Linked DNA regions of Homo sapiens: region 1 is linked to region 2. The links are chromatin contacts, found by Hi-C or POLR2A ChIA-PET in ENCODE. All regions are on one chromosome and are shown on one strand. Each heading gives the region's core, a stretch centred on a gene start or an enhancer-like site at or near the end of the contact. The rest is flanking DNA. Distances are from core to core; before and after follow the strand shown. Region 1 holds the start of ADIPOR2 (adiponectin receptor 2). Region 2 holds the start of ERC1 (ELKS/RAB6-interacting/CAST family member 1).

Region 1 (3,773 bases), core at 941-3,440, 700 kb after region 2:
TATGGATGTGGGGATCAGGGGAATGTTCCTCAGGTGCTCAGGTCAGGGACAGTGGCAACATCCTCAATAGTTAAGGAGGTGTGGGTATTTTGAGGAAATGATGTGGTTTGTTTCATCACTATATAAGCATCAGGAACTGGCAGTAGTGATATGTGAATGGGATCAAGGTAACCGAGAACAAGATGTGAAACTTTAGGGAAATGGTAAGTCTGTCTTTCATCTGGTTCAGCACACGGTGAACTGTTCCAGAGGTAGCTTCTTAAAGCCCTTCGTTTTGTCAAACCAGAATCTTTTTTTTTTTTTTTTTTGAGACAGAGTCTTGCTCTGTCACACAGGCTGGAGTGCAGTGGCACGGTCTCAGCTCACTGCAACCTCTGCCTCTCAGGTTCAAGTGATTCTCCTGCCTCAGCCTCCAGAGTACCTGGGATTACAGGCACGCGCGACCATGCTTGGCTAATTTTTTGTATTTTTGTAGAGACGGGGTTTCGCCATGTTGGCCAGGCTGGTTTTGAACTCCTGACCTCAAGTGATCTGCCCATCTCGGCCTCCCAAAGTGCTAGGATTACAGGTGTGAGCCACCACGCTTGGCCTGGAAACCAGTCTTTAAGAGAAAGGGATGCAGGAAAGATTGGAGATCTTTGAAGAATCTCTTTTTAAGAAAATTATCTTTTTCGCTCTAGTTCTGTCACCTTTAGTAGACTCTTTATTAAGCCTAAGAATCTTATACTTCTTATCTCTGTTCTATGTGAGTTGGTATAACGGGTCAAATTCACAATCCAGAAATGCCTGTATTGTTTCTGATGTGCTGAGGAGGTGTACAATTGTCTTCCTTGATTTCAACCTCAAAAGCTTTACATCTTTACCTGGGAACATAGAAGTCATTATTATTATGTCTTTCACAAATTATGTAAACTTAAAAAAATTATATTTTCAATGTAAACCACTCCTTGGAGGAAATTAGTTCCTTTAACATTTATTTCCTAATTTTAATTTCTACTAGTTTTATCTCTTTCAAGCTTAAATGAGTGGGCCTTAGTTCTGTATTATTGCCATCTTAATCATGTTCTTTGTGATTTTAGTAGCTTTACTTTTTAAAACTTACATTTCCATAATGAAGACTTCTGTATTTTTGTTTTTTTCGTCATATATCCGACTCCAGCTCCCTCAAGACCTGTCAGCTTTTCCCTGCACCCTTTGTTATCTCTTGCTGTGGTCCAAAGGTAAGGACAGTAAGCCGTGGGCACAGACTTTCCCTAAATCGTATGGATTTCCTTTAGTCAATAACAAGAATTTTGATAGTTAAGGCATTTACGCCTTAAGAATGTGATAAATTCCCCCTCCTACTGAATGTAAAGAACTATTTTTCTACGCAGACTAACTCTTATATTCACTTTTCTTATAGAATAAGTACGTAACCAAATCTGTTCTTGGCTTCTAAGAAGTTAGAACTCAACGTAAAGATGACTTGTGGAAAATTACTTACTCATTCTGGGTAAATGGACGCAGGTATTTAGTGCTTAAGTAGGTTCTGATATACCATTACATTAACATCATTTTAAAAATCGCTCTGAATTATATGTATTTTAAGAGTGACTGGGTTTTAAAAAAAATAGAAGTGGTAGAGCATAAATCATAATCTTTAATAAGGTAATAAAAGGCAAACACTATTGCTCTGGGCAAAACTGGGCTAATGCTTTTGGATTTCTTTCCGCAGTCTTCACAGACGACGCTCAGCATCCTATCAGCCCTTGGCAGAGACACACGATCCAGCCTAAATCCTCAAATTCTGGCTCTTGCCCAAAGTGTGTAGCCAGTATCCATAGAGACTGCGAAAAGCATCCGCGAGCCGGGGCGGCCCCCTCCTCCTCAGCTCCAAATTGCTTCCTTTTTCGGTGGGAGAAAAAACTCCGAGGAGTTGTGTGAGCGCCTAAGGAGCGCACGCTCCTCCGGCCCTCAACACCCAGTATAGTTTTCGCTAAGTTCCTGGCCGAACCACAGCTCCCACGATGCACCCAGGTTTTAGAGCGGTCAGAGGGGCGGCTTCCGGTTTAGGACAGCGCGGCTGCGCACGGCGTGTGGTCTTATTGGCTCGAACCGCCTCGTGCGATGCGCGTCACGGCGACGTGCGGTCGTGGGGGCGGGGAGACGCGGCGGCGGCGGTCGCTGTCGCGGCGGCGAGAGCGCGATTCCAGAAGCGGCATCGCGGCGGCGGCAGCGGCGGCGGCTACACCGGGCTTGGCCCCCTCCCTCCTCCGTTCCCCCCTCCTCCCCCCTCCCCTCAGCGGTGGCTCCCAAGAAGTCCGAGACACGCGGTGAGGCGGCGACGGGCTCCGGGTGAGGGTCTCTGGAGTGTGGGCGCCGTTTCCTGGGCGCAGAGGGAGAGCTTGGGGTCGGGGGGAGGTGAGAGCTGAGGGGCGAATGTCCCTGGCGCGGGCGGGAGAGCGCGCTCTCGGCCCGGCCCGCAACTTGATTCCTAACTCTGACCTGCCGCCCGGCGCGCCTTGGCCTGAGGGTCGGCCGTGTGGGGACCTGGAGCCGCCCTCCTTGCGACCGCTGTCGGAGGAGTCCGGCGCCCGCTGTTCCCCTCGCCTCGCCTTTCGCGGCGGAGGGTCGGAGCCTGCTGCCCTCTGCTCACCTTCGGGTGCAGTTGCTCCAGCTCCCTGCCCGCGGAGAGGATCTGCCCGCCCCTCTTCGTCTCTTGTCTGTTTTTATCACTTCTAGGAATTTGTTTGGTGGAGGCTTGGGATGGGCTCTCTCAGCGCTACTTTCACAGTGACTGGGGTGGGGAAGAGTTCCCTCACCTTTTTCAGGTGGCGCGTCAGGCAGCCTGCTTGGTACCTGGAGTCCTGTTTTCCCAAGCCCCCGTCCGTCAGTGTTCGCTTCTTCTAAAATTACCGATGACAGGGTTATAAATCAGTTTTTAGGGGGCTCGGAGAGAGTTTGGGTTGGAAACTGTTAGCTCTTTTTTCCTCCTGGCTTTTGATCTTGATTTAAGCGTTTGCCTCTGAAATTTTGACAACTTCATAAGATGGTCCAAAAGTGAATTTTGGTAGAAAGATTTAAATGCACAGTTGGGATTTTATGGGGGTACGGTGACTTCATTGCAGGTTGTTGACTTTTTTTTTAAAATAAGATGTTCTTTTAATTTTTTGACTCTGGGTTTCTGAGCCTTGGTTATTGTCCCCCATTTCTGTTCCAAAAGCAGACTTTTTTTTTTTTTATCACCCCTTCCCCTCACCCAGAGAATCCCTTTAAACGCCAAGAAAGCTGTCATAACATTTAGCATTATTTGATCACAGAACTTTTCCAAATGAAATGCTAAAAATTCCTTCAGAAAAAAGCATCCATCTACCCATAGCATTATTTTTTGGGGGGAGGCTATACGTCTTGTCAGTTCTGAAAGTTTGAAGTGACCTCTTATCAAAGGCCACCCTTATGTCTCCTTAAACGACTCTTAGGTAATTCCTAGATGTTTTCATCCGTTCTGATAAATTTGTTGTCAGAGTGTTGATTGTGATGATCTGCAACTAAAATTATTTCATCAGTAAAGATTTCCACACATGTGGCAGCTGCTTGTTGGTGAATTATGAAATTTGAAAAAATTGCAAATTAAATGTGAAAGGCATATTTCTTTTAACTTCTGATTGTAACTGTCTGTCCTCCAGTATACGTTCCTATCTAGACTTTGGTCTGCTTAGCAGATTTCCTCTTTTCACTTGACACTAGGAATGGGAGTAGGATTTCCAGAGCCTAAAAGAGAGTTTGTTTTTTTT
Region 2 (3,916 bases), core at 1,188-3,687:
TCACTACTGTAAGAATGACACCACGTCCTTCATGAAGAATCTGCCCCCATGACCCAAACACCTCCCATCAGGACCCACCTCCCAATACTATCACACTGGGAATCAAATTTCAACATGAGATTTGGTAGAGACAAAAAAACCATATCCAAACCATAGCAGGAAGTTCCTGCCAACTTGCCCAACTACACTTTAAAGTGGGTGGGTAGGAAACCAGCTATTGTGCTAGAATAAAGAATACTTTACTCTTAGGCCCTTCAATACTCAGTTAACCCAAATCTCCCCAGATTATCAGAGTGCTTAATTTTAGCCTGGATAAATGCCTAGATATTGTATCTGAGATATAGGGAGGGTTCTGCTCTTCCTTATATAGACCTTTATTTAGTCTCCCTGGTCTCAACTCTGCTTCTCACTCTTGCTCTGTCTGGTAGTTATCTCCAAATCTCCGTCTCCCTAAAGCACTTCTGGGCTGACAGGTCCCCTTCCTTTCTACAGCACCCTCTACACCCATTCTACATTATGCTTTTCTCCATTTTATTTTGTCAGACCACACTTACTTTTTGCATGTCAAATAAAAAAAAATTATCTTCCGATGTCCCCCTTCTCATTTTCTATTTTGTATCACTTTTATTTATCATCATTTTATGGGGTCTCAGGAAGAAGAGACAGTAAATACATGTGCTCGGTTAGCTAGCTTTAATCAAAAATCCTAAACGTAGGTTTTAAAAAAGATAACTGGAGCAGGGCAGGAAATAATATTTTTTGCCAGTGTGGTGGCAAAAAATAAAAAACAAAAATCTGAATCTGTGTTAGGACAGTATTTCCGTGTATAACATAGCGCTTAGCAACTTAATTCTCCAGATCCACATATTTTAAGGACATGATGTATCTCAGACACCTACTTCAAACCTCACTTTACAGTTAAGTAAGACCACAAGTAGAATGAATTGCCTGAGGCCACACAAGTAGACAGTGGGAGAATGAGAACAGAAATATCTATTGACTCCTAGTTGAATTTTCTCTTACCTTACCACACTGCTAGGGAGTAACAAGATGGGCAGATCACGAGTCAGATGAGAAAGGTCATGAAAAATAGTCAAAGGATGACTTTTCCTGGGTAAATAGCCGGATGTCCAAGAAATGAAAGGCTGGTCTGGCAGCAGCACATCGTCTAACAGTTGGTAGTCATATGTGGGAAGTACTGAAGGGGGAGATGACAGCAGGCCCAGAAACTGCAATGATCCAAGTGCATGTCGATCCTGGGAGGGAACAGTTAAGAGTCCGGGCAGGATGAAACAGTAGAAACTGGTGAGTGAATGAATGTGAAGGCTGAGGAGCGACTGCAATTTGTTAATGGGATTATGAGGCAGTATAAAGTGGTTAATTACGGTGGCGGAGGTAAGCAGGAGTAAAATGATGGCTTTTAACTCCTCTCAAGGACACCGAAAATTATTTTAATAAACACTGGAAGGCTGGGAATAAATATAATTCACACCATTCTTACTTTCTTGGTTTAGAGATAGCTTATCTACATCCTTAAATTAATGGCTGTAGCTACCCTCTGCATGGCTCCAAAAAAAAAACAAAAAACAAAAAACAAAACCAAAGCCGGCTGCGAGTCTGCACGAGAAAATCGGGTTGCACCAGGCCCCAGCCGCCCGCCGATTCGCTTAGCTGTCGGAGGCTAAATAAACAGCTCCCGAAGCAGCGTTTGGCACAGCGCAGGGTCGGAACGTGGACACTAATTTCCGCCCACGCTCCCCGCGTCCTGGCGGGATCACCACAGACACGACGTCCATTGCTGGGGTCCTCGGCGATGCCCGTGTGCGCAGCCCCGCGAGTCTCAGGTCAGAAGACCACTAATTTCGCGGCCGCGTTCCACGAAGCTAAGGGGCAAAAAACCAGCTTTCTTGGGACAAAGCGTCCCCCCAGCAGCCAGGGTCGATCCCGGCGCTGCTCCCGCGGCGCTTGGCTGCCCCGGGCGTAACGGGCCACGAGAAGTAGGGGGTGGGGCGCCGCTTAGGTTTGGGAAGACACGAAGCGGCTCCTCGGGCTTCCAGCGTCCACTTCCTACGGCAAGCAGGAGGAGACAAGCGCCACCCTGCGCTCGCGGAGCCGACCCCGGCTCTCCCCTCCCGTGGCCGCAGGGGTCGTGTGTGTGTGTGTGTGAGTGTGTGTGTGTGTGCAGGGACGCTCCGCGCCCATCACTCTGTTTCGGTGCTAATCGACCGCCGTGGCGCCGATTTCCCCCGCTTCCCAGTTCCTCACCCGCGTGCCCCGGAAGGCGCCCGGAGGCCCCCGGGCCGCCGCGTCACGCTCCCGGGAGGCTGAGGGAAAGGGAGGCAGCCGAGCCGGGAGCCCGGGGAGGCGCGCTGCGCCCCGCGGCGGGGCTGGGGGCGGGGCTAGGTGTCTCGCGCAGGGGGCGGGGCGCGGTGACGTCGCGGGCGCCTGGGCCGTGCTGTGGCGGCGGCGGCGGCGGTAGTGGCGGCGGCGGCGGTGCCTGGGCGGCAGCAGCAGCAGTAGCGGCAGCCCTGAGGACGGTGAGACGGCCGCGGCGGCGGCGACAGCGCGGAAGTCGCGCGGGACCCAGAGCTTCCCCCCTGTCGCTAGTGCTGAGGCTTTCGCCTTTCCTACCCAGCTTCTTGCTCACGGCCCGGGCTGGGCTGGGCAGGGCAACGCGCCCCCGGGGAGGGGCGGAGCTGTAGGTGAGGCTTCGCGACCCCCTCCCCCTCCTCGGCAGCCCGGGGGGTGGGGAGGGGCGGGCCCCACCCAGACCACCGGCGCCCACCCGCGGGCTCCACCCAGCCGGGCTCCGGGATCGGGCGGGAGCCGAGGCGGTAGATGTGGGGATCCTGGGGCGGGAGGTGGGGGAGTGGGGACTGGGGCTCTGGGCACTTGGGGAGCGGAGGGGGGGAGGCTTAGGACTAGTGAAGCCGCGGACGAGGTAGTGGGGAGACGGAGAAATTGGGGAGCCATGAGGTTGGGGTGCGGTCAGGGTGGATCTTTGGGTTAGGTGAGTGATGTAAAATGCTGAAGATGATTCTTTTCTTTTCGATGAAATGGTGAGATAAAAGATGAAGTGTATTTCAAAAGGACGATGAGCTGTGCATGTTGCCTTTGAGGCAGTTGCAGAACCTATTTTATTGCACTAGATCTCACGTTTCTACTTTAGGGTTCGATTCTTTTTCTTCTGGCGGGGTGGGTGGGGGGTCGGAGAGGGAAGAGAATCCCCTTACTTTGGCTCAGGTAAATTGTGAGCGTGGATGTATCTGAAAGTTTTACACCGAAGAAGAGGGAGATCTTCGGTTTAGACAACTTCGTTCCGGCAGCCACCATTTGGGTCGCATTACGCTTAGCTCCTTCAAGGTGGTGTCTTCCAGTTTTTTTTCCCCCCAATGCCTAAAAGATCTCTTTATACCACCCTTTTACAGGCTTTATCCTGGCCCCTTGAGAGAAGGCCCCAAACTCAGGTGGTTGCTTTGGAAGGCACATTGCTGAATAATAGTTGCAGGTGGTTGTGGTTGACTGCTTTGGGTGGATAAAGTGAACAATTGGAATAGTTCTGTTGGAGCTAATTATATGAAAAATGCTTAAATGTTTTAAAGTACAACCGTCTTTTATAGCGTGTTGCTTGCTCAGTACACCTTGACTTTTAGACATTTTGTGTTCAGTGCTAAATTGTTGAAATTTTATTTCTCATTTGCAGTTATGTTTCTTGCAGTCTTTATTAAAACACTTTAAAATGAAATGGAACTCTTTTTTTTTGGTAGGCTCCTCAATTTCTGAGAAATGTTCTTGGAGTCAAGTGCTTTAAAAACATTTTGGGGGCAGGTGTGTCACTTTGTATGGAAATATTAGAGTAAGCAGTGTTCAATGTTCTTCACATCACTCTTTCACAACTTAGCACTGTAAATCAGAA

The links. Hi-C counts contacts between places; a loop is a spot of excess contacts on that map. ChIA-PET counts read pairs that join two places held with the same protein, here RNA polymerase II (POLR2A). Pooled maps may share reads with other maps.
Region 1: a map of CD4-positive, alpha-beta T cell shows a loop between it and region 2 (5-fold over the local background). The contact joins the promoter of ADIPOR2 here to the promoter of ERC1 in region 2. A Hi-C loop is called at or near these places in 1 of 168 maps with a recorded cell type or tissue (CD4-positive, alpha-beta T cell), 1 of 37 single-sample maps with no recorded cell type and 8 of 50 pooled maps. POLR2A ChIA-PET finds 5 or more read pairs at or near these places in 2 of 52 experiments (OCI-LY7 and activated T-cell).

The regions. Positions count from the first base shown.
Region 1 is chr12:1,688,880-1,692,652 of GRCh38, forward strand. ADIPOR2 (adiponectin receptor 2) reads left to right here and starts at 2,191. Exons shown (of 8, transcript NM_024551.3): 1 at 2,191-2,312. RefSeq lists enhancers at 1,694-1,853, 1,874-1,923, 2,007-2,585 and silencers at 2,084-2,383, 2,404-2,493.
Region 2 is chr12:988,786-992,701 of GRCh38, forward strand. ERC1 (ELKS/RAB6-interacting/CAST family member 1) reads left to right here and starts at 2,438. Exons shown (of 19, transcript NM_178040.4): 1 at 2,438-2,537. It also overlaps a transcript of RAD52 not described here. RefSeq lists enhancers at 1,269-1,831, 2,393-2,954 and silencers at 1,653-1,702, 2,113-2,222, 2,243-2,752, 2,958-3,252.